Linked DNA regions of Mus musculus: regions 2, 3 and 4 are each linked to region 1. The links are chromatin loops, found by intact Hi-C in ENCODE. Cell type or tissue: left cerebral cortex. All regions are shown on one strand.

What was found. Hi-C counts contacts between places; a loop is a spot of excess contacts. Peaks named below come from ENCODE experiments on the same cell type or tissue, not always from the same donor. Only the 100,000 strongest peaks of a DNase experiment are listed, where the experiment ranks them.
Region 2: it touches region 1 in a loop (8-fold over the local background); 5 of 42 quality-filtered maps call a loop at or near these places.
Region 3: it touches region 1 in a loop (2.8-fold over the local background); 8 of 42 quality-filtered maps call a loop at or near these places.
Region 4: it touches region 1 in a loop (5-fold over the local background); 14 of 42 quality-filtered maps call a loop at or near these places.

Annotation. Positions count from the first base shown.
Region 1 is chr10:82,044,080-82,052,079 of GRCm38, reverse strand. Zfp873 (zinc finger protein 873) reads right to left here and starts at 3,957. Exons shown (of 4, transcript NM_001319203.1): 1 at 3,851-3,957. The coding sequence starts at 3,853. It overlaps Gm46195 (a long non-coding RNA gene), which reads left to right and starts at 4,032. Exons shown (of 2, transcript XR_001779681.1): 1 at 4,032-4,191; 2 at 4,494-5,633. In left cerebral cortex, no CTCF peak of the experiment used is centred here; DNase peaks (open chromatin) are centred at 3,685, 3,981 and 4,726; H3K4me3 peaks cover 1,587 bases; H3K27ac peaks cover 1,162 bases.
Region 2 is chr10:81,996,947-82,004,946 of GRCm38, reverse strand. Gm10777 (a long non-coding RNA gene) reads right to left here. Exons shown (of 4, transcript XR_003948919.1): 1 at 7,830-8,000. Among named protein-coding and RNA genes, the nearest start is that of Gm10777, 4.0 kb to the right of the region's middle. In left cerebral cortex, a CTCF peak has its summit at 4,110 (motif pointing left); a DNase peak (open chromatin) is centred at 7,583; H3K4me3 peaks cover 613 bases.
Region 3 is chr10:82,124,143-82,132,142 of GRCm38, reverse strand. It overlaps AU041133 (expressed sequence AU041133), which reads right to left and starts at 4,130. Exons shown (of 4, transcript NM_001163064.1): 1 at 4,045-4,130. The coding sequence starts at 4,047. In left cerebral cortex, no CTCF peak of the experiment used is centred here; DNase peaks (open chromatin) are centred at 3,870 and 4,167; H3K4me3 peaks cover 1,647 bases; H3K27ac peaks cover 1,135 bases.
Region 4 is chr10:82,175,159-82,183,158 of GRCm38, reverse strand. Gm40720 (a long non-coding RNA gene) reads right to left here and starts at 5,023. Exons shown (of 7, transcript XR_003948925.1): 1 at 4,705-5,023. In left cerebral cortex, no CTCF peak of the experiment used is centred here; DNase peaks (open chromatin) are centred at 4,525 and 4,800; H3K4me3 peaks cover 1,401 bases; H3K27ac peaks cover 1,034 bases.

The sequences.
Region 1 (8,000 bases):
TGGAGATGTAGAACGCTCAGCTACTCCTGCACCATGCCTGCCTGTTTGCTGCCATGTTCCTGCCTTGATGATAATGAACTGAACATCCTGAACCTGTAAGCCTGCCCCAACTGTTGTCCTTATAAGAGTTGCCTTGGTCATGGTGTCGATCCACAGCAGTAAAACCCTAACTGAGACACTGGTATACCCTCCATTTCTAGATGGTCACGTTGTATGTTGTCACATTGACAAAAGAAAACAGATATCATAACTCATCCCTTGTTAAATGTGACACACAATCATATTTATGTCTAAATGAAAACAATAACCATGTCAAAATAATGCCTAACTTGATATAACTATGCCTCGTACAGCAACAAAGGCATAAACAACAAGCTTACCTAGGTTCTATCTTGCCTGAGTCCATCATTCCCTTATTTCCACTTAATATCTTCAATCTATTTATCTGCTTGAACACAGGATTTAGCTCCATTCCACTTCCTGGTGCCCCTTTAATGCTTGAACATACATTTTGTATTGAAAGAAAATAAAACTTGAGACCTGTGATTCATGTAATTTATGTCAAATAGCCCAAAGAGTTGTTAGTGAGCTTTGAAACCTGGGGCTGAGAACATAGCAGAACAGGCCAGGACATGCCCAGGCAGGCCCATCCTTAAGACATTCCTGAGGCTGCTTGGCCATAAAGATAAAGAGAATGACTGGCCTGGAGCCTCCCTATCTCCCGCCCTTCTGACCTAAGTTAAATGTTATCTGCATTTACAGTCTGCTGATGTTTAAATGAACCAATCATGTGAAACTGCGCCAATTCCTCCCCCAGTCCCAGCCCCTTTTCTATAAAAACCCCTGGCTTCCAAGCCTCGTGGTCGAATCCACTGTCTCCTGCATGAGATACATTTTGACCCGGAGTTCCACCATTAAACTACCTCGTGTTTTTACATCAAGACGATCTGTTCGTGATTCTTGGGTGCACGCCGAATCGGGAGTTGAGTGGGGGTTTCCCCACTAGGTTCTTTCAGTATCTGTCCTTGCTCATATTATTCCTTTGTAAAATGTTCTCTTACTAAGAGTGAACCACAGAACAGAGTCTACACTAGGCTGTTTTGAGATTTCCTTTGCCAAAGTAATTATTCTAAATCTCTTCACCTTAGCCTCAAGCAGCCTCTTCAGACATAGGCAAAAAGCTGTCACACTCTTCACCAAAATATCACAAGGACAATGTCTAAAAAACATATTAAAATTCTTCCCCTATGAAATCACTTGAGCCAGGCACCCAGAATTCAAATTATGCTCAGCACCACTGTCTTCCATGCTTCTAGCCCATTAAATCCCACTTAAAGCATTCCACTGCTTTCCTAATCCAAAGTCCCAAAATCTACATCTCTCAAACAAAAGCATGGTCAGGCCTATCACAGCAATACCGCAGGCCCTGGTAGCAACTTCTTAGTTAGGGTTTTAATGCTCTGAGGAGACTCCATGAATAAGGCAACTCTTATAAAGGACAACATTTTATTGGGGCTGATAATGGTTTCAGAGGCTTTGTCCATTATCCTCATGGTGGAAAGCATAGCAGTGTGTATGCAGACTTGCTGCTGGAGGTACAGCTGAGGGTACTATAGGTGATCCTCAGGAAGCAAGGAGGACAGGCAAGGAAAAGGAACACTGGGCCTAGGGGCAGGGCTGTCCATAGAAAATACAAGGGACAAGACAGAGGAAGTAATAGCTGGATCTATTGGATTAGTGAGCTGACCTTCCTGGAAAGATAGGAACATAATGATTTGACTCCCCTGGCATCATTTGCCTAAGGAAATTAGAGTACAAGTTTTAAGAGATAGGATTTGGGCTTGTGAAGGAGCCCTAGGGGAAGTTGCAAGAGGAATGAATATTGCATATGAAGAAAAGTTTGGAAAGTACTGTAGAAATAGATATATAAATGAATATATCTTAATAAAGAGATCTTGCAAGTTTTAGACAAGTTAAAAATATTAACATTATCCTGACCTGTTTAGGCACCATTCTGTTTTCATGCTAATGCTATAACCATATGTTCATGCCTAGATGACCTGTGATGTGGAGTTTTTTCTGAGAGATAAAGGTTAATGTAAAACTTGCTTTAGCAGACACTAAACTGTGTCTTTGGGTGTGCATTATGCTTTCTGGTGGCATAGTTACATGAGGTTTTTCAGAAAAACTAATGTGCTTGAGAAAAGTAATGAAAAGGCTTTGGATTATGTATTACTGCATAACAAGGAAGTGTGTAACCAATAAAAGCCTGAGATGAACTCAGAGAGAAAAAGAAAAGACAAACCAGAAAGCTGTCTCTGAGCTCAGCTTCTGAACAACTATGAGTCACCTGTCAGCTTGAGCCTGCATCATTGCCTGAGACTCTTGACTTCACACTGGTCCAATCCTCCCATTCTCAAGAACCCCAAAACAACTGAGGCTGGTCCTCAGCAATTGTTCCTAGCCACAAAAGTACAAATGATCTTGACTGGTGGCCATGGTGGCACCAAACACAGTGGGGTAAGCACTATTATATCAATCATTAATCAGGAGAATACCCTACACATTTGCCCACAGGCCAGTCTGACTCTAGCTTGTGTCAAACAGACCGAGTCTCAAACAGTACCTCTGAGACATCTCCCAACTCCCAAACACAAGACTTTTAACAAACCTCAATCACCTTAACCCTCAGTTTTCAGCCTGTGAAATGGGCACACTCACATGCAAATTTTTCAAAGTCTGTCAAGTTTAAGACAGAAGAGATGGCTCAGCAACTAAGACTTCTGCTCTAGTGGAAGAGCTGGGTTTGGTTCCCAGCACTAACATGGTGGTAAAAAATTATTCCTAGATCCTGGTGGCGACATCTAATGGCCTCTTTGGTCTTCTATGGACACCAAACACCCAACTGATAAACACAAATACAAGAAAGCCAAACACTTGTGTACAAGAAACAAATGTAGTAAATTAAAAGTACAGATCCCCATATCTCTTATATGTCACCATGGATAAAATGGCCAGAAATACACAGAAGTGGGACAAATATCGGTTGCCAAAACTATAAATATATAATAAAAAAAAAAAAATCAACGAATTCAATCAAAGGAGAGAAATTGCAAGATTGTAGACAAGAAGTCTCAGTATTATTGCAGGACACAATCTGAGCTATGGATTCAACAAACGTCCACTAAAGAGTCTAACGATTTCTGCAATGAACGACAGAAAGCCGATGACAAAAGGTCAGCATGAAAGAAAACATGAACACACAAGGCTGAATAAACAGCACAGTGACACCGTCTGGCTTCTAAGTTACCCTACACCTGCGATAAAGACTGTGCTGTTTGAGAAAGAAAGAGACCAACAAAACACGAGAGAGCACTCAGAAACAGCAACACAGTTAATGTAGGTAACCCAGTAAGTCTGGTCTTACACATGGGATTGGACCACGGTGGCATCTGCATGCGAATGTGTTAATAGCACAGACTTTACACCTGCGCAGAATTCACTGGAGATGGAGCCCACACCTGAATGGCAAATGCCAAGTGAAGAACTTCTAGAAGACTCTAGAGAAACTAGAGCTCTGCAAGTCAGAAAATCTGGCTACCGTGAAACCCGCGCATGCGCGTGCACTGAATGGTGCTTTGCACTTTGCGGACAGCAGGTCCGGCGTCCCAAGTTGTACGCAGGCGCAGAGAGGGGAACTAAGTCGATCAGAGGTCCCGCCTCCGCCTGGGAGATGAGGGGACCTCAGGGGGAACAAAGGGAATCACACCGGGCCCCGCGTCTCGCCGCCGGTTCCCGCACCCCGGGCTCCCGCAGATCCTCCCCGCGTGGGGACGGCGGCCCCGCTCACCATGGTGCGGATTCCGGGCTCACCCACTCTCCTCACAGCTCCTAGCAGCAGTTGAAAAAGCAGCACACAGAACCACAAGAGCTTCCCTAAGACTCACAGTCAAACCTGCAGCATGGTGGCGGAAGTGCCCGCCTCCGTTCTGACTGGCAGTCCGAATCCAGGCTCTGATTGGTTAATAAGGCCTCTGTGACAGGCGCTAACACTCTAGAGTCAAGAGTGCCTTACAGGGACAATGCACAGTGGTTTGCAGGGACAGAACTTTCCCAGAGCTGTGGAGATTGGCATTGCAGCTGAACTTGTGCCTGGATTGCAAAGTCATTCCGGCACTTCTCCTTCACACAGTAGGTATTTCCCCTTCTTCCTCCTGGGCACAGAATGTTAGGTCCTACAACCAGGGATAAAAAACTAAGGTGGGTACTTTATCAGCGCAGAGGCTGTCTGTCAACTTCTCCCTGCATCCCTCAGTCCATACTGCTTACAGAGTTGGCTGGCATGCCCCGACCCTACCCTGAACTTCTACAGCCCTGCTTCCCACAGCGGCCCTTCCCTTTATAATCCAACCATTTAGATTACCTAGGGGTGGGGATGTATTTTTATTTTTCATCTACCCTTTACATTCCCGATCTCTTGGTCTGCCTGAGAGGCTATTGATGGAGCCTAGTTGGAGCACAAGACCAGAGCATACTGGAGAGCCCAAAACCAAGGGATGATCACCAAGAACAGCGCAGAGTGCTACAGAGGGCAGAGCTGGAGATATGACTCAAGCCCTTTGGAGGAGCCCAGAAGATAATGTGTGTGGATCCCCAACATTGGAACAAGAAGGTGTGAAGTTGAAGTTGCCTCGGAGACTATATTAGAGATGCCAGAGCCATAGAATACCTGCCAAGGAAAACTGCTAATAGGAAGTGGAGCCAGCCAAGAGAAAGAATTGTGTTTCAGTCACCAAAGCTGAAAGGAGTTAGAGATTAGACATGAAAATGCAGAGTTTGGCGTTTCCCCAGCTGATTTCTGGTCTGGCTTTGGTCCAGTATTTCCTCACTATAATTTTGGACTGGTCATGTGCATCCTGTGATGTTGAAAATACACAATTTCCATTATGATTGAGATTTTTTTTCAGGTGATTACAGTTAAGAGATTGCATAAGTCTCAGAAGAGACTCTGAACTTTGGACTTTTAAACATTGTTGAGACTATGATATACTATGGGGACTTTTGCATTGTGGCTATGATGGCCCCTATAGACTTGTGTGTTTAAACAAGGATGTAAGGCCAGGAAATGGAATGTGGTGGTTTGAATGTGCTTGGCCCATGGGGATTGGCACGACTCAGGTGTGTCAATGTTGGGGTAGGTATGGCCTTGGAAGATGTGTGGCACTTAGCGAGGTGGGTGTTGAGGCTCCTATGGTCAAGCTTCATCCAGTGTGGGAGACTGCCTCCTCGTGGCTACCTAGGGAAGACAGCCTGTCCTGTACTGGGTACAATCAGATCAAGATGTAGAACTCTTGGCTCCTTCAACACCTTGACTGCCTGCTCACTGCTATGCTCCTACCATGATGATAATGGACTGAACCTCTGACAATGTAAGCCAGCCCCAACTAAATAGATTTCTTTATAAGACTTGCCATGGTCATGGTGTTTTTTCATAGCAATAGAACCGTAACTAAGGCACACACTCAACAATGCTTATGCCTTTTACAATAATTGAATGGTGTGAACCCAAATGGACAGGCAGTTGTACAACATGGCTCTCATGTGGCTATCACTAAAATTGTGACATCTGTTAAGGCATTCTTTCCTTGTGTTGTTTCTTAGAAAAAATGCCCTCAAAACATTGATCAGGTACCTGGCATTGGGGTATGTGGCATTATGAGAATTTAATAAGCATCACGCTGGGCAGTGGTGACACATGCCTTTAATCCCAGCACTTGGGAGGCAGAGGCAGGCAGATTTCTAAATTCAAGGCCAGCCTGGTCTACAGAGTGAGTTCCAGGACAGCCAGAAAAAAACAAAAACAAACAAACAAAAAAAGCATCACAAAGCTGGCCTTATTTACACTGTAGCTTTTCCTTAAAACTTCAGGTTATATTACAATTTCTTCAGAGGTACATGAGTATATCCTCTTGCACATGAAAATTACCTTCTACATCTTCTAAACCTTTTTTATGTCCTTCAATATTGTGGTCTTCCCTTTTACAAAGTGCCTTTAATATAATACCAGAAAATGAATATTATCAGAAATTATGCATATTTTGGTAGTCATGTGCCTCCAAAAGATATTCAGGTATTAACAGAGGTCCTAACCCTCCACATTGGTTTTTTGTTTTGTTTTTTATGTTGTTGTTTACCCTCCACATTGTGAAGGCTCTAGTGAATATGCAACAGCCTAAAGAGCCAACCATGGGAAAGCACACATCCAAAGCAAACCAAAGGAAGAGATTGCTGGATGCTCCAGAGGTGCCACCAGTGAGCAGCCATGAGAGCTGAAGGCTGCAGACAGAGGCAAAGCTGGGTCTCAACGCCTCACATCATGCCCTGCCCTGCCCTGCCCTGCTACTCTCCATGCCTGTTTTTTCTTAATATATTTGTGACTCCTCTTTTGAAGTTCATTCTTGTTTCTGCCCAAGGATGTCCTAGGAACCCATGCTTTTATTTCCATTTTTTTAGTGACTTTGACATAAACAAGGTATGGAGAAAGTACATTGTAATATAGTTTCCTTCTCAGTTAATTTATTTGTTTCCTGTTTTCTGTGTCCTACCCTATGAGTGAGTACTTAATCTGCTAAATTATAATTTAGTAGGCCACCTAATATAAAATGCCATCTCTATGTGGGGGGTTTAGTTCATTCATGATCTACTTCTATCAGAGATTGATGAATTGTAAAATTGGAGAAAGGAAATGCTTGTCTCAAAATTTTTCCGTTTTCTTTTGCTTTCTCCCTATTTTTTCAAGAAAGCTCTTGCTGCCCTGGAACTCATTCTGTGAAGGAGGAGGGCCTGGAACTCACAGAAGTCTACCAGACTAAGCCTCATCAGTGCTAGGATTAAAAGTGTTCCCATCACCAACCAGCATGAAGAAAATGTTTAAAGGGGACATTGGAAGTGTGTCCCTGAAGGAAGACAAAGCCCTCCCTAACTCACAGCCATTAAAAGTTTCCTGGGATCCTGTTACTCTCCTGTACATTTACAGGGATCTCAGTCTTCAATGATGGCGATGAAAACGTTTTCTAGGCCTTTGCTCTCGGGATCTTCTCCTTCAATTCCTATTATTCTTAGGTTTGATCTTTTCATAGTGTCCCAAATTCCCTAGATGTTTTGTGTCATGAACTTTTTAGATTTTTCATTTTGTTTGATGTATCGAGTTCTTCTATCATATCTTCTCTGCCTGAGATTCTGTATTCAATTTCTGATATTCTGTTGGTGATTCTTGTGTCTGTAGTTCCTGTTCTCTTTCCTAGGTTTTCCATCTCCAGGATTGCCTCAGTTTCTGTTTTCTTTATTGCTTCTATTTCCATTTTCAGGTCTCAGACAGTGTTATTCATATCCTTCACCTGTTTGTATTTTCCTGTATTTCATTATATTTGTTTGCTTAATCTTTTTTTTTTAAAGAGGTATTTATTTATTTTATGTATATGAATACACTCTCCTGTCATTGTCTTCAGGCACACCAGAAGAGGGCATCAGATTCCATTACAGATGATTGTGAGCCACCATGTGGTTGCTGGAATTTGAACTCAGGACCTTTGGAAGAGCAGTTAGTGCTCTTAACCATTGAGCCATCTCTCCAGCCTGCTTAATCTTTTAATGCCTCTAACTGTTGGAATGTTTCCCTGATTTCTTTGAGGGATTTATTCATTTCCTCTTTAAAGGTTTCTGTCATCTTTATAAGATTGGATTTAAGATTATCTGTGCCTCTGTTTCATTTGGGTATCCAGGGCTTGCTGTAGCAGGATAGCTGGGCTTTAGTACTGCCCTGGATCTTGTTATGTTTTTCCACTATCCTTTAGGCATTTCATTTTCCCTGTTGTTGGCTGGATGATCCTGATGATCTCAGAACTTCTTGGGAAGGCAAGGGGAGCTGTTGGCCAGACAATAAAGGTCAGGGGACCCAACTCTGCTGGATGTTCCCCTAGCTGGACTGCCTTGTCTGACCT
Region 2 (8,000 bases), 47 kb after region 1:
CCCCAGGGTGCATGAGGATCATGGGTGTTGCTACCAGTCCTAGTTTAGACACGTCACCAAAAGTATTTAAGCCACACACTTTCTGAGCCTTCTTTGTCTACCTCAATATGATATAGAAGTAAAAGTTAACCGTGGAAGAATCTGGTGTGTCCTGTGTTTATTTCCCGCGGGACGGGGATAAGCTCGGGATATGTTGGAGTAGGTATGTCACTGCAGGTGTGGGCTTAAGACCCTCATCCTAGCTGCCTAGAAGTATTCTTCTAGCAGCCTTCAGATGAAGGTGTAGAACTCTCAGTTGCTCCTGCACCATGCCTGCCTAGATGCAGTAAAACCCTAACTAAAATACAGTTCATTATCAAAAAGTTAGAACAGAAACCCAAGCCAGGCCGGGCGTGGTGGTACACGCCTTTAATCCCAGCACTCGGGAGGCAGAGGCAGGCGGATTTCTGAGTTCGAGGCCAGCCTGGTCTACAAAGTGAGGTCAGGACAGCCAGGGCTATACAGAGAAACCCTGTCTCGAAAAACCCAAAAAAAAAAAAAAAAAAAAAAGAAACCCAAGCCATGGAAGAATCTGGAGGCAGAGGCCATAGAAGTTTGCTGTTTTCTGGCTTGCTCCCCATGGCTTGCTCAGTCTGCCTTCATACAGAACACAGGACCAATAGCCCATGCATGGCACAACTACATTTGGCTGGGCCCTCCTGCATCAATCACTAATTAAGAAAACGCTCCACAGCCACTGTCTTAGTTAGGGTTTTACTGCTATGAACAGACACCATGACCAAGGCAAATCTTATAAAGACAACATTTAATTGGGGCTGGCTTACAGGTTCATAAGTTCAGTTCATTATCATCAAGGCAGAAGCATAGCAGCATCCAGGCCGGCATGGTGTAGGAGGAGCTGAGGGTTTTATATCTTTACCCAAAGGAAGCCAGGAACGGACTGGGCATCCTCGGGCAACCAGGAAGATCTCCAAGCCCACCCCCACAGTGACACACTTCCTCCAACAAGGCCACACCTTCTAATAGTGCCACTCCATGGGATGAGCATATGCAAACCATGACAGCCACTTTTTAGTCTTTGTGAATTTCATATCATGTACCCCAATACCTCTCATCTGCCTGCCCCTTTGTTTCAGCCCTCTGCCCTTTCAACTCCCTCCACCCCAGAAAAAAATCTTGTTGTGGAAGCCATTGTGTATGTAGCACAATGTGTCTCACAGTATAAACTTTTGTCCACACATCTGAGTTGCAAATGTTCATTGCAATGAGTGACTGATCTGGTTTGAGTCCTCTGGCCTCTACTACCTCCCCGAATCCCCCTCGGATATCCTGTTGTCCTCTGTTGTGGAGATCCTGGAACTTTAAATCTGCAAGTGAAGCCCCCTTCATGTGCCCCAGCAGTTCAAAGATGAAGTAGATGTTGGGTTGACTTAACTCATAGCCCTGGATATTAACCTGAGTGGTAGCTAAGTTGGTCACACCAACAGCTCACCCACACCCATACCACCAGGGCCAGCTTTACTGTCCTGCTTAAGCAAGGCATAGGCCAAGCCCTCCCAAGTGCTGCAGCCACTGAGTGGCAAGGCCAGCTCTCCTGCTTGATATAGGTGGCAAGGGCTGGGGCGGGGGTAGTCTCTCCCTCCAAACAACAAGGAGGGGCAGGACCAGCACAGACCAGGGATGTCTGATGGCTTTTGGTAGTAATACAGGCCATGGACATCTACATGGACACCTGCTGCTGCAAGCCCTCTGACCCGGACATGAGCCTCAGCAGCTGCACAGGCCAGGACTTCACCGTGGCCTCAGGGACATAGCATTCTACTCACGTCGGGCTGCTTTTTTCACCTTTGCATCTGTTGAGCCACTGTTAAGGCCAGAAAGTTGTGCAATTTCAGGAAGCCAATCTGGAGCAAGAATGAGGCTGAAACATGTCCAAATCCCAAAAATCTTGTCCTGAGACCACCAGGAGGTAGGACTGTTCCCTCCTTCGAGTCTGCATGTTCTAGTGCACATAGGCTCTACAACCCCAACCCTCTGCCACCCTGAGATAGCTACATAGCCTGGAGACCAAATTGCACATTTAGCTTCCTCTCTCCCTGAGGACACGCCCAGCAAGCGCCTGGAATTCCTCTTCATGCTAATGGAGTGTGCCCAGCACCTCAGCACAGCTAATGATGTACACTCACTGAAAACCCACCAACCTCCCAAAGTCCATATGGCCCCTGCTACCCCCAACAAAGGAGGGCTGTTTCACTGAGAATCTCTCCAAGGCTTTTTCTCCCCTGCATTCAAGCTGGCTGGATCCTGCAAATACACCCCACCTGCATAAGCTTCTTTGCTTTCATTCCAGGCATGTGGATATCAGTGCCTGGTTACCCTGAGAGAGGAAACAGAGCCAGGGAATAAAGCCTAGGTCACCTGATCTGTACAAGCTGCTCTTAAAAAGTCACCTGCACATCAGCTTTCTACAGCAGGTATTCAGTGGCTAGTCACACAAGAGAACCACTGTGACCATGAGAACTGGACTCAACAGGTAGCAAGGTCCTCTTCTCTTGAAATTACAACTGGAGGAAGTTTTGTCTGTCTGTTTCAAATGTATAATGTGGCCACTACATGTTTGTTTCTGACTGGTCTTAAATATTTGCATATACAATGTTCTACATGTTTTGGTTATAGATCAATGGCTTATAAGTTATTGGGTATGGTTAAAAACCTGTAACATCTGTATCAAAAAGTTAACTTAAAACTCCTAACTCAGGGTGGGAGCCATTCTGGGCAGTAATACTGGGCATGAGCTAACCAAGAAAACGTGTCCAAAGATACTTTAAAATAAGGAAAAGATTTTATATAATTAATTTCTGTCCTGTCTTAAAACCCAAGGGTGTGTGTGTGTGTGTGTGTGTGTGTGTGTGTGTGAGTATTAAAACTGCACCTCCATACAGTCATGTACAAAACAAAAAAACAAAAACCTTTACAACTTTGTAACATAAAAGTAAGCCAGTTGTTACTGATTTTGGAAACACTGAGTTGTTTACACTGTTAAATCTTGGTTTTGGCCAGGCGTGGTGGCGCACACCTTTAATCCCAGCGCCCGGGAGGCAGAGGCAGGTGGATTTCTGAGTTCAAGGCCAGCCTGGTCTACAAAGTGAGTTCCAGGACAGCCAGGGCTATACAGAGAAACCCTGTCTCGAAAAACCAAAAAAAAAAAAAAAAAAAAAAAAAAAAAAAAAAAATCTTGGTTTTGCCTTCTAAAAATGACTGTGCTCTCTGACTTCACCCTTTACACAGGTACTTTTTCAATACTGGAAAACATACAATTGAGAAATTTTAAACTTCTTTTTAAAAAGTTTAGGAATTTTACAAAAAAAATTAAAAACTGGACATTTTAGAAACAGCAAATTTTTTAATTTATAAGGCTATGAGACAATTTAAAGTTCATCAGATATTTTATTGTAATGACCTTATCAATATATGATCTTGATGGATAGATAAATAAGACTAATAAATATCACAGCTAAACACCAGGCCACAAAATTCCTATCTTATGAGGCAACAGAATAATGACTTTAGACAGTCTGATAAGGAACTTGAAACAGTTTCTCAACCTATGGGTTGAAACCCTTTGAGAATCAAAAGACCTTTCTGCAGCGGTCCCCTAGTGTTGCCAGACTGTCATATGTTTGTTTTAAGGTTGTGGTCACAACAACATAAAAGAAGAATTATGTTAAAGGATTCCAGGATTAAAACACTAAGAATCACTTGCTTAAAAATATGTCTCTCTGGGCTGGAGAGATGGCTCAGTGGTTAAGAGCACTAGCTGCTCTTCCAGGGGTCCTGAGTTCAATTCCCAGCAACCACATGGTGGCTCACAACCATCTGTATTGGGACCCAATGCCCTCTTCTGGTGTGACTGAAGACAGCTAGTGTATTCGTATAGATAAAATAAATAAATAACTTTTAAAAAAAAATATGTCTCTCAGGCTGGAGAGATGGCTCAGTGGTTAAGAGCACCGACTACTCTTCCCAAGGTCCTGAGTTCAAATCCCAGCAACCACATGGTGGCTCACAACCATCCATAATGAGATCTGGCGCCCTCTTCTGGTGCATCTGAAGACAGCTACAGTGTACTTAGATATTATAATAATAATAAATAAATCTTTAAAAAAAATATGTCTCAGCCGGGCGTGGTGGTGCGCGCCTTTAATCCCAGCACTTGGGAGGCAGAGGCAGGCTGATTTCTGAGTTCGAGGCCAGCCTGGTCTACAGAGTGAGTTCCAGGACAGCCAGGGCTACACAGAGAAACCCTGTCTCGAAAAACCAAAAAAACAAACAAACAAACAAAAACAAAAACCAAAAAAAAACATTTCTCTCTTTACCTATCTATTCCGACTAACACAGACTGACTTAAAGATACATGTCTAACCTTAGCTTAGAAAAAGCCTCTACAAGACTGGGTTGTAGGTAGACCTGCAAGGCATTTTTTTTTTTAATTAGCAATCAATGGGGAGGACCCAGTCTACTGGGAGTGGTGCCATCCCTGGGCTGGTGGTCCTGGGTTCTATAAGAAAGCAGGCTGAGCAAACCATAGGGAGCAAGCCTTCCATGGCCTCTGAATCAGCTCCTGCCTCCAGGTTCTTTCCCTGTTTGAGTTCCCATCCTGATTTCCTTCAATACTGAACAGTGATGAGGAAGTATAAGCCAAATAAACCTTTTCCAACCTGTTCTTTGGTCATGATGTTTCATCATAGCAACAGAAAAACTAAGACACCTACCTACATGACACATTGTTCTAAAAAAATAAATGAATGAATAACCACTTGCAGAAAATTGAATGAAGTTCATAATAAGTGAGAAGCACTGGAGAACAGAAGCAAATAGAGACGAGAGCAGTAATGCACGTACAAAAATGATATTGTGAAAGTGATACTGCAGTGGTCTGAGTGAGAATGACCCCCGTAGGCCCCTATGTTTCACTGAGTGGTCATCAGGGAGTGGCAATGCTTGAGAAGGATCGGGACACGTGGCCTTCTTGGAGGAAGTGTGGTCTTAGAGGAAGTATGTGACTAGGGGCGTGACCTGAGTTTCAATAATTAGTCAGGAGGGAGTGGCACCCCTTGGCAGAGAATAGGAGGGGTGGTGTTGTAGAAGAAAGTGTCAGTTGGGGTGTACTCCGAGGTTTCAAGGGCCCAAGCCAGGACCATTGGCTTTCTCTCTTCCTGCTGCCTACAGTTCCAGATGTAGAACTCTCAGTTAACATGCCTGCCGCATGCCACCACACTCTTGACCATGATGACAATAGAATAAATTTCTGAAACTGTAAGCAATCCCCAATTAAATGCTTTCTGTTATAAGAATTGTCATGGTCTTGTCATAGCAATAAAATACAGGCTAACTGTATTAGTTAAGGTTTCCATTGTTGTGAAGGGACACCAAGACTACAGACAGCAATTCTTACAAAAGAAAACATTTCATTGGAGCCAGCTTACAGTTTCAGAGACTTACTTAGTCCATTATCATCATGGCAAGAAGCATAGCAGCATCCAGGCAGACGTGGAGCTGGAGAAGATCCTGAGAGTTCTAAGTCTTGGTCTACAGGCAGAAGAAGAGGGGGACCGTGTCACACTGACCACATTTGATCATAAAGGAGAAGTCAAAGGTCACCTCCACAGTGGCACACTTCCTTCAACAAGACCACACCTACTCCAACAAGGCCACATCTCCTCATAGTGCCACTCCCTAGGAAGCAAGCATTCAAACACATGAGTCTATGAGAGCCATATCTATTCAACCCACCACACTAAGTCACATATTGAAACTTGGCTTTTAAAAGAGATTAGAAATAAATAAAAGATCAGCTAGATATTTTTACTTTAAAACAGAATAAATTCTTTCCTGGTAGAGAAAATGCATTCATAGGTGACTATCTGGCCTGGCCTGTGTAAATATTAACTGCTGGGTGCTGTACACAGGCCAATCAATACCCTGTGTCTCAGTCCCCTACCAGAGTGAAAAGAGCCAACCAGATTTGCATTTATTTACCCACATGAGAGAGTTATTCAATTGAAAATTTCATTAGCCCAAAATAATATCCCAAAATTGGACCCACCAATTTGGTTTGGCTTCATTCATATGGTCTGAATTGATGTATGCTAGTAAAAGTACACAGAAAGTCACTCACCTGACACATCAGCACCTTCTTTATAACAAAGACCCCAGCAGTTCACTGAATTAAACAACCTATAATTCAGCTATTGCATAGCCTGTCTCCCCCTGCAATGGACACAATGAACTTTTCCTTCTATTCTGGTCTCAAGGGAGAAGCCATATTCCACACACAGAGCCTTATGGACAGCCCACGACATGAGTCACATAGATTTTTTTTTTTTTAGAACCGTGTGATGTTACAAACCTTTAATCCAAGAGTTGAGGATGTTGACTCTGAAAGGGAACAGGGCCTGTATAGCCACATAGTGGGATGAAGGCAACCTGAATCAACATAAGAGACCTTCTCATAAATTTATTTTTTTAAAAGCCCTACCTGGACTGGTTGGGCCTCATGTTTTACAAAGAACATCAGCTATGAACAAAGCTGTCTCAGACTCTGAAAGAAGACAAGTGGTAATAGAAACCTTGGCATATGGAAATGCAAACACTGAATATTTAAAAAGATATTAAATCATTAAAGGCAGGGGCAGCGCCCATGTACAAGTGGATAAAGGAGACAACTGATATTGTTCTAACATGCATCATGCTAATATCATTTGTTACTAGCATTAACATGGTGGCACAAAATTATCCATAGCTCCTGTTGCAGAGCATCTGATGTCCTCTTTAGTTTTCTGTGGGTACCAAACACCCAACTGATGAACACATACATTGAAGCAAAAACACTCATGCACATGAAAGAAATTTAGTAAATAAAAAACACATACCCTCATAACACTTACATGTCCCTTTGAATGAATACAGGAATACCTAGAAATGTGACAAATGTCTGGAGCCAAAACTGTAACTATGTTATAAAAACAATCAATGAAATCAACCAAAGTAGAGAAATTCAAGGATTGTAGACAAGAAGTCTCAATATTATTTTAGTGCAGAATCTGAGCTATAGATCCAACAAATGAAGAGTCTAACGATTCCTGCAATGAACGACAGAAAACAGATGACAAAACATCATCATGAATGAAAACATGAGCACACAAGGCTGAATAAACAGCACAGAGACACCGTCTGACTTCTAAGTTACCCTACACCTGCGATAAAGACTGTGCTGTTTGAGAAAGAATAAAAAGATCAGCAGAACATAAAAAAACAATTAGAACAAAATCGCAATTAATATTCGGTCGATTTTGACAACTTAGGCAGGGAAACACAGTGGGTCTGGCCTTACTAACACACGTGAATTAACACATGCGAATGTGTTAATGACACAGTCTTTAGACCTGCGCAGAATTCACTGTAGATGTACCCTACGCGTGAATGTCAAGTGCCTAGTAAGAACTTGTAGAAGACGCTAAGGAAACTAGAGCTCTGCCAGTCAGAACACTTGTCTTCCCTGACAATAAAAGCCGCGCATGCGCGCGCCCTGCAGAATGACGCGAAGAGTTTCCAAGCAATTTCTCAGGCTGTGCGCAGGCGCAGCCAGGGGACCTGTGCCAGGGAGAGGTCCGGTTTCCGCCTGCGAGGGGCAAAGACCCTCAGTAACCTCAGGTGAACGAACGGAATCACACCGGGCGCCGCGTCCAACAGACGGTTCCCGCACCCCGGGACAACCCCACACGGGCTCCCGCGGATCCTCCCCGCGTGGGGACGGCGGCCCCGCTCACCATGGCGCGGATCCCCAGCTCGCCCTCTCTCCTCACAGCTCCTAGCAGCTGGTCTCAGCACGGAACCCGGAACCACCAAAGCCTCCCTCAGAAACACAGCGGAGCCTGCAGCATGGCGGACCGGAAGTACCCGCCTCCATTCTAACTGGCATCCGTATCCAAGCCCTGAGT
Region 3 (8,000 bases), 80 kb before region 1:
CATCAATCACCTAAAACTGATTACCTGGCTAATCTCTGATAAATGCAACTGCAGACAAAACTGGAAAACTTTCACCCTCATTCATGTCACCTCCCTTTCTCTACAATGACCTTTGACCTTGACTGAACTACAAGGCCTTGTAAGTGGACAACTGGTTCCAATTCGTTTGTTTGTTTGTTTGTTTGTTTGTTTGTTTGTTTTTCGAGACAGGGTTTCTCTGTATAAACCTGGCTGTCCTGGAACTCACTCTGTAGACCAGGCTGGCCTCAAACTCAGAAATCCGCCTACCTCTGCCTCCCAAGTGCTGGGATTAAACCACTGCCTGGCAACTGGTTCCAATTCTTACACAGGTCCCTGTGCATTCAAATCTCCCCAGCAAAAGTCTGAACTCCACTAGGAAACTCACTAAGTTGTCTCCTTCCTTTTTCCTGACCTGAAAACCTTACTCCCAGCACTGGGCAGCAGAGGAAGTTTTAGGTGTTCACCTCAATTCTTAACCACAGAGTGCAAGGCAAGCCTGGCTTCCTCTGCTGGATAGTTTTCTGTCAACCTGACACAGCCTAAAATCATCTGAGGGAAGGGAACTTCAACTCAGAAAATACCTGTATAAGATTCAGCTGTAGGCAGGCATGTAAGGTATTTTTAACTTAGTGATTAATGGGGAGGGCCCAGTCCATTGGAAGTGGAGCCATCCCTGGATTCTATAAGAAGTCAGACTGAGCAGATGCTCTGGAGCAAGCCAATCCAAAGCACCCTCTATGGACTCTGCATCAGCTCCTGCTTCCAGGTTTCTGCCCTGCTTGAGTTCCTGTCCTATCTTCAATGACAATCAGTGTTGCTGAAGTGTCAGCCAAATAAACCCTTTCTTCCCCAGCTTGCTCTTTGGTCATGGTGTTTTATCACAGCAGCCGAAAAACTAAGACACCTACATGACACATTGCTCTATAAATAAATAAATGAATAACTACTTGAAGAAAGTTGGATTAAATTATTACTAATTGAGAAATATTGGAGAATAGAAGCAAGTAGAGATTAGAGTAGTGATGTATGTAAAACAACTGAAAACTTAAAAGTAATACTATGGTGGTTTAAATGAGAATGGCACCCATATGTCCGTATGTTTGTTCATCAGGGAAAGGCACTGCTTGGGTAAATTTAGAAGGTGTGGCTTTGTTGGAGGAAGTGTGGTCTTAAAGGAAGTGGGTCATTGAGGGGTATGATTTGAGTTTCAAGGGCTTAAGCCAGGCCCATTGGCTTTCTGTCTTCATGCTGCTGTCAGTGCTTCTATTGCTGAGAAGAGACACCATGACCAAGGCAACTCTCATAAAAGAAAACATTTCATTGGGGCTGGCTACAGTTTCAGAGGTTTAGTCCATAATCACTATGGCAGGAAGCACAGCATCGTCCAGGCACACAAATTGCTGGAGAAGCTAAGAGTTCTTGGTCTTGATCCACAGGGAGCAGAAGAGGAAGCCTGTGTCACACTGGCCAGCCTAGTGCATATAGGAGACCTCGAAGCCCACCTCCACAGTGACAGACTTTTTCAACAAGGCCACGCCTACTCCAACAAGACTACACCTCCTGATAGTCAAGCATTCAAACGCACGAGTCTCTAGAGGCAATGCCTACACCACTCTATGCCAGATGCTGATACTTAGCTTTTAAAAGAGATAAAATAACTACAGATCACGTTAAAACAGATCAAGTTCATTCCTGGTAAAGTGAATGCCATTAATAAGAGAGTTTACGACCTTCCCTGTGTAAAATGTTATTTGCTGAGTGCTATATGCTGCTACACAAGCCACAGACAAATGCCCTGTGACTCAAACCTCTCACCACACTGAAGAGAGCCAACTAGCTTTGCACTTACCCATCTGAGAGAGTTGGAAAAGTGGAAATTTCATTGGACCAAGGTAACCTCCCCAAATTAAACATCCACCAATTTGTTTGCCTTCATTCCTATCATATGAATTAATGCATAAAAGTCACCTGAAACATCAGAACATTCTTTATAATGGAGACCAGCTTAAAACCCAGCTACTATCTGTTTCTGTTTCCTCCTGCAGTTTACACAGTAAACTATTCCTTCTATTCTGGTTTCAAGAAAGAGAAACACAAATCTTTGTCTTGTTACTGATCTGGCCAGCCCACTACATGGTTCAAATGGGTGTTTTCAGAACTGTGTGGTGTTAGAAACCTTTAATCCAAGAAATGAGGAGGTTGACTCAGAAAGGCAGCAAGGCCTTAGAAGACAACCTGAGTCAACACAAGAGAGCTTGTTGTAAAGGATGTTTACAAAAAGCCTGAAGGTGAAGCTGTTCTGGAATTAATGGGCCTTCCCAATGAGAAATCACACCACACACATCGAGATTAGTGAATAAAAAATCTCTTTATAATGCCAAGTCTCAAGCTCCAGTGAACAGATTTTGCAAACTTCTATAACTACACACTGCAGACTTATACATCCCACATATGCTGTCAACCTCTAGTCGTTCAAATAAGAATGGTGCCCACTAGCCAGGCGTGGTGGCCCATGTCTTTAATCCCAGCACTCGGGAGGCAGAGGCAGTCGAATTTCTGAATTCGAGGCCAGCCTAGTCTACAGAGTTCCAGGACAGCCAGGCTACACAGAGAAACCCTGTCTCAAAAAAACAAAAAAACAAAAAACAAAAGAAAGAAAAGAATGGTGCCCACAGGCTCATGGGTTTCAATGCTTGGTCATTAGAACGAGGTGTTACTTGACAAGGCGAGGACTTTTTTTGCTTTGGAGTTTGCGTGGCCTTCTTGGAAGAAGTGTGTGTCACTGGGGCTGGGCTTTGGAGTTTCAAATGCTTGGGCTAGGCTCACAGTCTCTCCTCCTTCCTGCTGATCTGGATTTAGAACTCTCAGCTACTTCTCCAGCACCATGTCTGACAATGTCCCACCATACTCCCCACCATGACCAAACCTCTAAAACTATAAGCAAGCCCTAATTAAATGGTTTCCGTCAATAAGAGATGCTGTGGTCATGGCATCCCTTCACAGAAACAGAACTTTGACTAAGGCACTGCTCCGATCTAATGGCTTCCTAGGACTGCTTTCTTATGCATCCCAAGACCACCTGCCCACGGCAGCACCAAACACAGTGGGATGGGAACTATTGCATCAATCATTAATCAGAAGAATACCTATCCATTGCTTGTTCCAAGCTCACCAAATTTGACCAGTATACCTACTGAGTCTTCTCCTAACACCCAAAGACAGATTCTAAAGCAAACCTAAATTCTCTTAACCCTCAGATTTCATCTTGTGCATAGGCATACACACATGTAAATTTCTGAAAATCTGTCAAGTTTAAGACTGGCGAGATGGCTCAGCACTTAAAACCACTTATAAAAAAGCCGATGACAAAAGGTCATCATGAATGAAAACATGAGCACACAAGACTGAATAAACAGCACAGTGACACCGTCTGACTTCTAAATTACCCTACACCTGCAATAAAGACTGTGCTGTTTGAGACAAACAGAACATGAGAGAACAAGCACACTTAGGGCAAAAACACAATTAATATTCGGTCGATTTTGACAACTTATGCAGGGAAACACAGTGAGTCTGGCCTTACTAACACACGTGATTGGTCCACCGTGGCATCTACATGCGAATGTGTTAATGACACAGACTTTACACTGCGCAGAGTTAACTGAGATGGATGCTACACCCGAATGTCAAGTGCCAGGTTCAGAACTTCTGGAAGACTAGGGAAACTAGAGGTCTGCCAGCCAGCCACTGCCTCCCTTGACAATGACAGCGCGCATGCGCGAGCTCTGCAGCCAGCCCAGAATGGTTTATAAGCCCAGCTCCCGCTTCCCATGCGGTGCGCAGGCGCAGCCAGGAGACCTAAGTCAATGAGAGGTCCCGCTTCCACCTGCGGGACCACAACTCGGGAACAAACGGAATGACACCGACGCCGCGTCTCGCCGCCAGTTCCCGCACCCCGAGTCAACCCCACACGGGCTCCCGCGGATCTGCTCCTCCCCGCGTGGGGACGGCGGCCCCGCTCACCATGGCGCGGATTCGGACCTCGCCCCACTCTCCTCACAGCTGCGGGAAGCAGGGTCACTGCGCCCAACATGGATGGAGGAGTCTTCCTCTGCCACACACCGGAAGTGCCCGCCTCCATTCCGATTGGTGTTCCGCCTCGAGGCCCTGATTAGCTGGTGAGGCCTGAGTGACAGGAGCAGATCCCTTAGCGACTGAGGCTGTGAAGGGACGCAGCACAGTCATTCTCAGCCCTATCCTCCACCCCAGGCACAGAACAGATTGGCCTTACACCTGGACTGCAAAGTCGTCCCTGCACCTAGTGGGAACTTCTCCTTCATATAGGTCTCTAGCATATGCAGATCATTAAACAAGGTGTAGTGGATTGATCCCCCTGCCTCACAACTGAAAGAAAGCCCATTTCCATTCAGGTCAGATTTAAACTACCGGATGGATATTTACCAGGTATCAGCAATTTCAACAAGGCACACCATGGATTGCAAACACCTCTCTCAACTGCACGTCGTTGAACAAACATAACAGTGCCCCAGCCTTCTGCGGTGGCACTGCCTTATCATGCAACCTTGTGATGTAGAGGCAGGGCATCAGTAGTTTAAAACAGCCTGGTCTATGGCACAATACACCACCAATTCTGGTCCAGGGAGGTATCAGTATAAGATGATGATGGCTCATGCCAAACAAGTTTATTAAGAAGTGCATGTATGATACACTGTTTGCAGAGGGAGAATCAGTCAGCAGAAACCAATTCAGCAATGCTGACAAGAAAAATACAGGATGCCTCAGATTGAGCACAGGTGGCCTTGGAGCTTATAACCACGGCCCCTCAGGCCAAAGAGCCAGGTTCCCTTGACTCCTTCAAGACCTCCTGAAGCACCAAAACAGACCTTGCCAAGTTGACCTTTGGCAAGAACATAAAACTAGCACCTCTAAGAAAGTCTTGGATGGCAGGAGACGGGTGTTAAATCATTCTTAAAGTTGTTTTCTATGTGGGCATATTAGAAGTAAGTTCAGGGTGGCCAAGGAAGAGACCAGCATTGCCATTTTAGTGTCTGGAAAAAGAAAACGTTACTCTTCATCTAGAAGCTATGTTCCTGCCCTAAGCAGAGGCTTTGTTGGTTTTTATTCTAAAGAGGTGGTGGCTGTATCATTTCCCCTTTGGCTTGAGTCTCACCTCAGTCTTATTCATTTGGATAGTCTAGAAAGAATTGCTGCAACGGATATGGAGAAGTAAGAGAAAAGACGTGCTGCTCCAGAGACAAGTGGATCTTTGAGGAAACTAAGGTTTTACCGGGATAGGGAAATTAAAAATATTTGAATTTCTTAATCCAAAAACAAGATTAATAGTACTTGATGGAAAATACTCATATTTGATTTGTTAAACATATATCCTTTTGTCTCTTCTATAAATGCTGTTCCTTTTAAACTCATTTAAGATGTCATCACTATGTTCTGTGTTGAATCAAGAAAGTACAATGAGGAGGGGTACCTGTTTAGTGTTAGTTGATTCAATAATCCTTAGCCAGACTTCAAGTACAAAACAAATAATTATTGCATTTATTTCATTATTATGGTTTAGGGTGAGACCTTTGCATCATAGGTATGGGTCCTTGGCCAATTCTCATTGGAATGTTAGGCCAGAGATTCTGTTCTCTTGGTCATGGGGATTTCCATTTAAATATGTTATCACTTTTAACTTCCCTCCTTCCCACAGCTCCTAGAATCACTTAGCTGAAAGATCAGAGTTCTCAAAACACTTTTGAGATCGTTGGACTCTAGAAAGGATAAAACGTTCCAGGCAGTCAGCTTTCTCTCTCATTTCTTTAATTTTGGAAGCTGCTTGCTTACACTTTGTACATACTCAGGTAATTATTCCTTCTTGGATGTCTATTGGGGTTGAAGACTAGACAAAGTCTCCCATATACGTTTAAAGTGTTTAGGATTTAGGAAAATGTATTAAGCTCTATACAATTATGGTAAAGAATGATTTAAACACAGAATTTAAACTCACCAAAATAGAATAGATTATAGAATACTTTATCCAAAGATTCCAAACAGAAAGAGCCTTTTATTAGCTAGAAGGGGAAAATGAAGACATAATGTTTTGTGCCCTGTGGGAAGATTATCTCTGTATTATTCAAATGCTGATATCTCTGGCCCCATATCTGGTTTCAAGCCTTATTCAAAGTATCTCCAGCCTCATTGTTGCATAAGTACTGCTCACTATTTATTCCCTGACTTCTGAATAAAATCTTACCAGTCAATTACTGAACAGGGGAGAGAATCTCTGCAGCATTAGACTCCTTTCCCACTGAGGGAAGACAAGGCAGCCCAGATAGGAGAATGAATTCTACAAATAGGCAACAGCTTCAGGGACAGAACCTGCTCCAGTTGTTAGGGTGCCACAGGAAGACTGACCTGATGTGTGGGTTTATTTCTGGTCTCTGGTTCAATTCCATTGACCAACCTGTCTGTTTCTATACCAATATCATAAAGTTTTTAACACTATAGCTCTGTAGTATGCTTATAACCAGGGATGGTGACTCCTCCAGAAGTCATTTTATTGTTTAAGATTGTTTTAGCTATCCAGGTTTTTTTTTTTCCATATGAAGTTGAGAATTTCTCTCTCAAGGTCTGTAAAGAATTGTGTTGGAATTTTGATGCATTGAATGTTAGATTGCTTTTGGTAAGATGGCCATTTTCACTATGTTAAAGCTACCAATCCATGAGCATGGGTAATCTTTCCATGTTCTGACATCTACCTTAATCTCCTTCAGGAACTTGAAGTTTTGTCATACAGGTCTTTTGTTTGCTTTGTTAGCGTTACACCAACATATTTTATGTCATTTGTGGCTATTGTGAAGGATGTTGTCTTCATTTTTTTTTCTCAGTCCATTTATCATTTGTAAAAAGGAGGGCTACTGATTTCAGTACGTTAATTTTGTTTCCAGCTACATTGCTGAAGGTGTTTATCAGTTGTAGGAGTTATCTGGTAGAATTTGGGAGGTCACTTATGTATACTATTATATTATCTGTGAATATTGAGCAATTCTGTCTCTTCTTCATTCCAATTTGTATCTTGTTATCCCATTTACGTATCTTATTGCTCTAGCTAGAACTTCAAGTACTATATTGAATAGATAGGAAGAAAGTGTACAACCTTGTCTTGCCCCTAATTTTATTGGAACTGCTTTAAGCGTCTCTCCATTTAATTTGATGTTGACTATTGGCTTGATTTATTTTGTTTTCATTATGTTTTATGCACTTGTATCACTGACCTCTCCAAGAATTTTAACACGAAGAGGTGTAGTATCTTGTCAAAAGACCTTTTCAGCATCTAATGAGTTGGCCATGTGACATTTTTGTTTATTTATATGGTGGAATACATTGATGGATTTTCATATATAGAACCATCCCTGCATTCCTGGGATGAAGCCTTCTTGATGGGATGAATGCTGTGTTCTTGGAGTCAGTTTGTGACTATTTTATTATTTTTGTGTTGATATTCATAAGATAAATTGGTCTGAAATTCTTTTTCTTTGTGGAGTCTTTGTGTGGTTTAGGTATCAAGGTGACTCTGCTATCACAGAATGAGTTTGGCAGTGTTCCTTCTATTCCTATTTTGTGAAGTATTTTGAGGAGTAATGGTATTAGCCATTCTTTGAAAGTTTGGTAGAATTCTGCACTAAAACCATGATAACTTTTTCTTACTGGCATGAGGCATAAAAAAATTAACAAGTAAATTTATCAGGTGATCCACTTTTTTGATATATGAATGGATACTTGTATTCTCCTCCTTTTCATTGGAGACCAAGGAGAAGAAAGTATGTTTGGTGTCTCCATATTTAAAGATGTGACTCTGGAATACTTTTGACCTCACTGAATTCTCCTTGTATTTTTGTCTGTCTGACTTTAACCTGTCTGTGCTTGAACTTCATGTAGGCAAACTTCTGGAATGTATA
Region 4 (8,000 bases), 130 kb before region 1:
GATGAACACTGATATGAAGTGTAAACTAACAACCCCCCCCCCAAAAAAAAAAAAAGATAAACAAAAAAGTCAACAACACTAAAAAAAAAAAAAAAAAAAACTTGCTTTTTGGTCATAGTGTTATAGTGTTTAGGAACCATAATGAAGACACAATGATTCGGGAGACTCAGGATTAATGCCTTAAATGTATGTTATCCTGCTGTAAAAAGTGATACCCTCTGTCAAAGATCAAAAGCCAAGGTGTGGGTAAATGTAAGAACAGAATCAAATATTTCACATGGACAAAAACCTAAATATCCAACTGCAAAAAATATAAACATAAAAATATCAGGCTTAGTAAAATGCCTTGGCATGGAAAAGCAACTCGTTCTATTTTACCACACATTATGTAGAGATGGTGTCTGTGATGGTGGTGATGGTGTGTCTGCATGAGAAGAACCAAGGCGGTTCAGTTTCAACCACACAAAGAAAAGGAAGTGTGGGGAGGGTATAAACACTCACTGCCCTTCTCCAGAGACTAACTTCCTCCAGAAAGCCTCCTCCTAAAGGTTCCATAAGCATCTCGGTGAAAAGCAGCACAAACCGGAGACAAATGTTCAAATACATCATCCTACACTGGAGATTTGTCATTCAACCTACCACAATTTCCACATAGGTCATAATAGGATCACAGTCAATCCATGATGCAAAATACAGTTAGTCTAACTTCAAAATCCTTAGATTATATAACAGTTCCAACACTGTTTGGATGTTCAAAGTTTCTTCTGACACTCAAAGCACTTTCTTGATTGTGACATCTTATAAATTCAAAACACTAATTTATATCTACCCAACACATAATGGAACAGAATACACATTTTTATTCTAAAGAAATAAAGACAGATTAGACCAAGGCAAGCCTGAAACCCTGCTAGGAAAATACCAATCCTGAAGTTCTGTGTTAGATACCTGGGGCTTCAGTTTCAAAGGTTTTAGATGACTCTTTCTCACTGCGACTCTCTGGCTACTTTTCTCTTTCTGCACGAAGCTGTCAAATGACAAGTGTCTCAAAGCTTGGGTATCTCAACACCTTGTGGTCTCAAGATGCAAAAAAGGCTTCATCTAATGAACTCATTCATCTAATGAATCAAGGTTTCATCTAATGAACTCTCACAGCCTCCTCACTGGGGATCGAACTCTGCCAAACGGATGGCTGCAACAGTGCTGAACTAAAAGTACAGAGGAAAAAGCCATAACCTTTAAACCTTCCATCTTTCTTCCCTCAAGAAATGGTGACTTATAGATGCCACCACCACTTAGGATTCTAGCCGTGGATGGACCTGGCTCTACGGGAACAGAGCGGCCACATATTCTGTATGAAGCTGCTCTCTGGGACTATGAATCACCTGTCCTTCTCCTTCCATAGTTAAATGTTTAGCTGGGTATTACAGTGACCTTACAATACCTACTCTGTATTTTCAAAGAAGACCAGGTGCCTTCTCTCTCTCTCTCTCTCTCTCTCTCTCTCTCTCTCTCTCTCTCTCTTTGGTTTGGTTTTTTTAGGTTTTTTTGTTTGTTTGGTTGGTTTTTTGGTTTTGGTTTTGGTTTTGGTTTTGGTTTTGGTTTTGGTTTTGGTTTTGGTTTTTTAAGACAGGGTTTCTCTGTATAGCCCTGGCTGTCCTGGAACTCACTTTATAGACCAGGCTGGCCTCGAACTCAGAAATCCACCTGCCTCTCTGCCTCCCAAGTGCTGGGATTAAAGGCATGCGCCACCACACCTGGCTGAGCCTTCTCTTTAATGGCCCTAATCTCCCTTTCAGCACATGACTACCATCTGAAACTACCTAGTGTTCTGCCCCTATTGTTACTCGTTTTGTCTATGGACCTGCATGAGTCATCAATAATAACCATGCTACAGATTGAATGTTTAGTCAGGAAAACAACCCATTACTCTTTCATTCAGCCTTACTCAATTTCATGTGACATGGGCAGAATACAGACAGATAATATGCCAAAATGTTACACAAACAACTCAACTCAGTGACTATTCTATTGCTGTAAAGAAACATTATAACCAAGGCAACTCTATAGTGGAAGGCTTTTAATTTGGGGATTGATTACAGTGACAGGTTAGTTCATTATCACCATGAAAGGAAGCATCACTGTGGACAGATATGGGGCTGAGTATTACATCCTAACATAGGCAAAGCAAGCAGAAACATTTACCTTGGAGAGGTCTTTTGAAACCTCAAAGCCCACCTACAATGACAAACCTTAACAAACAAGACACATCTACTGCCACATGGGCATACCTCATAATTTTACACCTTTAGTTCTAATAATTGAGGACCAGACATTAAAATATAGGAACCTAAGGCTATTGAATAAATATAAACAATGACAAAAAAATATAACCTAAGTAGAAAGAACTCCAAAGAAAAAGAAAGGTGAAAAATTGAGAGAAGCAGGAAAAGAGATGAGGGGGAAAGAAACAGAACCAAAGAGACAGAGAGAAAGACCAAAAGAAGAAAACATTACACAAAATAGAAAGGAGCCTCCTTTCTTTGGCAGGTTATAGGTTTCCTCAATATAAACTTCCCTACTATGTCCAGTGAAGGATTAAATAAGTGAGGCCTCCAAACTTAGGTTTAAGTACCTATTTTTTTTTTCTATCTGCATGGCATAATCCTTTGTTTTCATCATGATAATGGACTAAACGTCTAAAACTGTAAGCAAGCTCCAATTAAATGTTTTCCTTTATAACAGTAGGTTTTCTTTACAGCAACAGAACACTACCACAGACACCAATACATGGCATTTCAAGAGATAAAAATAACTAAAAGGACACTTAGCTATATTGATGTTGGAGTAAAGTAGGCTATTTCATGGTAGAGGAATGCCATTAATAACTGACTCTATCAACCTGTCTTGTGTATGTTACCCACTGGGTGCTGGAGGCTGACAAAGTTGTTACAGCCAAATTGCCTGCTTCTCAATCTTCTCATCAGGTCTGCGATTACCCAAATATGATAGAATTACCCAATTGGAAATTTCACTGGCTCAAGCTAACCTCCAGAAATTATATATATAACAAATTAGTTTGCCTTCATTCATATGGTATTAATTAACTCATGCTGAGAAGGCACTCATCCTGCCCCATTAAATCTGTCTTTATATCAGAGACCTCTGCAGCTCACTGCCTAACCTGTTTCCCCCTGTAGTGTATACAGTAAATTATTCTCTGTATTCTGGTCTCAAGGGAAAGTCATGCTCCAAAGACAAACCCCTTTCCTGTTACTGAATGATCAGCCCACTCCATGACTCAAATGGGTAGTTTTAGAACTGTGTGGTACTTAAAACCTGTAATCCAAATAATGCGGAGTGGATTCAGGAGGACAGCAATAGCAATGCCCTGTGGGGCTACACATGAGGTCAAGTCAACCTTAGAAAACAATGTTAGACTTTAATAAAGAAAAATCTCTTCAGTAAAAACGAGCCTCCAGCTCTGGCTAACACTAAGGGGAGCCGGAAAAAAAAAAACAGATATGCTAACGTACATACACAATAAGTGTATGCATTCTGCATATGCTGTCAAACTGAAGAAATGCTGTTTACTGCCCTCCGGCTATCATGGCTCCCTATCGAATACAACTCAGGACAACCTGCACAGAAGACCTGGGTTTAGTTCCCAGCACTAACACGATGACACAAAGTTATTGAGATCCTGTGGCAGAGCATCTAATGGCTTCTTCTATCTTCTGTGGAAACCAAATAATCAAATGATGAACACACATACATGGGAGCAAATCACCCATGCACATGAAACAAATTTAGTAAATTAGAAATAGACCCCTTATCTCTTATTATGTCAGCATGGATACAGAAATGACCAGAAATACATAGAAATATGACAAACATCTGTAGCCAGAATTGTAACTTTGTAATTAAAAGAATCAAGGAATTCAAAGGGAGAGAAATTGCAAGATTGTAGACAAGAAGTCTCAGTATTATTGCAGGACACAATCTGAGCTATAGATTCAACAAACGTCCACTAAAGAGTCTAACAATTTCTGCAATGAACTACAGAAAGCAGATGATAAAAGGTCATCATGAATGAAAACGTGAGCACACAAGACTGAATAAGCAGCACGGTGACACCGTCTGACTTCTAAATTACCCTACAGCCGCGATAAAGACTGTGCTGTTTGAGAAAGAAAGAGACCAACAAAACACGAGAGAGCACTCAGAAACAGCAACATAGCTAATGTAGGTAACCCAGTAAGTCTGGTCTTACACATGGGATTGGACCACGGTGGCATCTGCATGCAAATGTGTTAATAGCACAGACTTTACACCTGCGCGGAGTTAACTGTAGAAGGATCCTGCGCATGAATGTCATATGCCAGGTACAGAACTTCTAGAAGACACTAGGGAAACTAGGGCTTCAGCGAGTCAGCAAACCTGCCTTCCCCGACAATGAAAGCAGCGCATGCGCGCGCACTGCTAGATGACGTCAGCATTAAGGACAGACCCACACACAGCCCTCCAATCCCCTGTTCTGCACAGGCGCAGCACAGGGATGGAAATTATTCAGCAGCTGCCAGGAGCGTGAGTTCCAGGGACTGCAGAGACCTCCTGGCGTGCCACGTTTCTTCGCCGTCCCCGCAGCCCAGGGCGAACAGGCTCCCGCGGCTCCGCCCGCGTGGGGACGGCGGTCCCGCTCACCATGGTGCGGATTCCGAGCTCGCCCAGCTCTGCTCACAGGTCCGGTCGGCAAGTCACAGCACGGAACAGAGACCGCGGGGAGCCTCCCTCAGACACTCAGTCGAGCCTGCACTATAGCGGACCGGAAGTGTCCGCTCCTATTCTGACTACCAGTCCGCTTCGAGGCCCTGATTGGCTAGTGACAGGAGCAGCTCCCTTAGCGAAAGAGTGAATTGCAGAGATTTAGCACAGTGGTTCCTAGTCCTAGCTTCCACTCCAGGCACAGAACTGTCCCAGACTTGCAGAGATTGGCATTGCAATAGAGCTTCCACCTAACTGCAAAGTCGTCCTGAACACAGTAGACACTTCTTCCCCCTGGAGTGTTAGATCATCAAAGCTGGTCTGTCTGCCAGCTTCTCCCTGCATCCCTCAGTCCTTACCTATTACAATGTTGGCTGGCATGCTCGCTCCTACCCTGAACTTGTCCAGCCCAGGATCTGGGCTGCCCTTCATGAATTTCAAGCTGAGAGTGATGGGGCAGTTCTGGAATCCCATCACTTAAAAGGTTGAGGCAGGAGCATCACATGTTTACGGTCTTGTATAGCTACGGATTAAGTTGACATAAAAACTTCAGGAACTTAAGCAGAATCTGCCATAAAATAACTTTTTATTTAAGGTTCAGTGGACAGATGCTGCCCAAGCAAGGAAGGGGGTCTAAAATGAGCACCCAGTATTCTCTACCACCAAAATGAAAAGAGATCAACTAAAACCAATATACTGAAATAGATGGATCAGAAGGGCGTGGTGTGAGAGGAACCAACTAGAGGGCTGAAAGAGTAAAGGCACTTGCAACCAAGCCTGAGGCCCTGAGGTCTATACTCGGGACAGAAGACTTGTCCTCGAACCTTCATGGCATGTGTCTTTACACATCTCAATAGCCTAAATTCTGAACTTTTATAAAGAAAAATGAAAACAAAAAACAGAAAGGCACCAAAACTAAAAAGGAAAATACAATACCTAGCTATGTCCAACCATTGTCCAAAATAAAACTCCTTCACCACACTGCCAGAATGACAATAGGATGCAAAGTATTTACAGTTAACTTCCTACAAGTTATGAAGTTATCTCTGTACAACTTCCTAAAACATGAACAAACGAAGAGTTTTACGTGAAAATTATCTCCTGGGCATTTCTGTTGCATTAAACAACCAACTCTACTATGAGTTGATAAAGAAAAGAAAATCAAAGGACAGAAAATGAAAATAATTATAAATGAAATTCATAATAAAAGGCATAAGAATCATGAGTATAGGGTCTATCAGTCAAATTAAACACATGGGATGTACTAAGGTCTGTCTCTGTACTACGGACTTTGCCTCGGACTTATGTACGCTACTGTGATCTCCACACAGGTGCCAGGTAGATGACAACCGCACATGACCAACATCCTACTGTGATGTATAGATGTGACTGGTGCGAGAGAGCTTAGCTGCATCCCTTCCATCTGTCAGATCCCACTCACCAGTCCTGAGACTCACCACCAAACATTATCGTCATGCAGTGCTGACTTACAGCCTCCATATTCCAGACTTGTAAAACCCAGGCCAGGCCACCACCGTCTGTAGACCATGCAAGTGAGCTACACAGGGAGATTCTTGCCTGTCAGTCAAAGGGACACCTCTCGCCTTTCTTGCTCTAATGTTGTACTCCTAGATCTGTGTTCCCAGTACCTGAATCACTGACTACAGAAAGCTGGAGATGACTCCAAGATGGAGGCCTTCTTAGCTCTGCAATCTTAGGAGAATGTATCTGATCTCAGGAATTTACTCTGTAGGGCCAGATTAAGTGTCTAGTCTGGCAAAGCCAATCCTGCCCCTTGCCCAAGCCCTTTGTAGTACATGACAGGCTACAGAGTAAGGTTAAGGGGTCCCACTATCCTAGCCAAAATGCAAAGTATGGTGGCTTGAAGCTCTGCTGGCAGCAGCCATCTGCTGAGCCAGACCTCTGGGAGCTCAGGTCTCATTTCTGGGGCAATGGTCTGGTTTTCCTGTGAACCTGAAAAGGGAAAAAGTAAATCTACCAGTTTCTGGGCTAGCCATGCCTCAGGCCAGCCGTGGGAAACGTGCCATGATTTCCATTTTTGTAGAAGAAAGTTTGATTTAAAAAATATGCGTCAATGGGCTGGTGAGATGGCTCAGTGGGTAAGAGCACCCGACTGCTCTTCCGAAGGTCCAGAGTTCAAATCCCAGCAACCACATGGTGGCTCACAACCATCCGTAAGAAAATCTGACTCCCTCTTCTGGTGTGTCTGAAGACAGCTACAGTGTACTTACATATAATAATAAATAAATCTTAAAAAAAAAAAATATGCGTCAAAACCCTGTGGTCTCTTAAACTATTATTCTGTTTACCATAGAGCCTCTTAATATTCTGAAGACTCAATTATACACATTTTACTGCCTACTTGACACATGAGTTTACAGATTCGTTTTGCTTTTAATTTTGAATCATTGGTGAAAATTAAAAATAAGTACTTTTTAAATCATGCGCCTACTATTTTTCTTACTCGGGGCCTTGCTCTGTAGCCCAGGCTGGATGTAAACACACTATGCTGACTAGGCTAGCCTTGGAAATCATAAAGATCAGTTTGCCTCTGGTGCAGAGTGCTAAGATTGAAGGCATGTAACACCATGCCTGACTTGTACTAATTCTGCTTATTTAGCCACCAAATAAAAAGCAGCCAGGCGTGGCACACAATTGTACTCTGTATTAAGGATCACTGTGAGGTTTAGGCAGGCCTGGGTTTTAAGCCAGACCCTATCTCAAAAAAAAAAAAAAAAAAAAGCAAACGGTGACACCATGAACAGTCTCTGCCAATGCAGTGCATTGGTCCACTGGTGCCAGTCTTTGTCCTAGAGTCCCCATAGGAATATGGCATTGCAGTTTTGCCATCAAGTCAACTTACCATATTTTGACATCCCTGCCTAGAGTCTGTGATGGTGCTGAAGCAGCAGACAGGAGCAGTATCGGTGGCATGAAGAATCCCTGCGCTATTTCACTGCTCTACTCCACTGCTTCAGTGAGGAATCCTGTGTCCTGCTTGCAGGCCTTCCGTGAAGGGTTCGTGAAACCCACACTAATACTAGACTGGCATGTTCTGGCTGGCATGTTCAATCTGGCATACTATATAATTTCTGGGACTCAGGTGATCTAGATGTCCAGATGTCTTAGTTAGGGTTTTACTGCTGTGAACAGACACCATGACCAATCCAAGTCTTATAAAGGACAACATTTAATTGGGGCTGGCTTACAGGTTC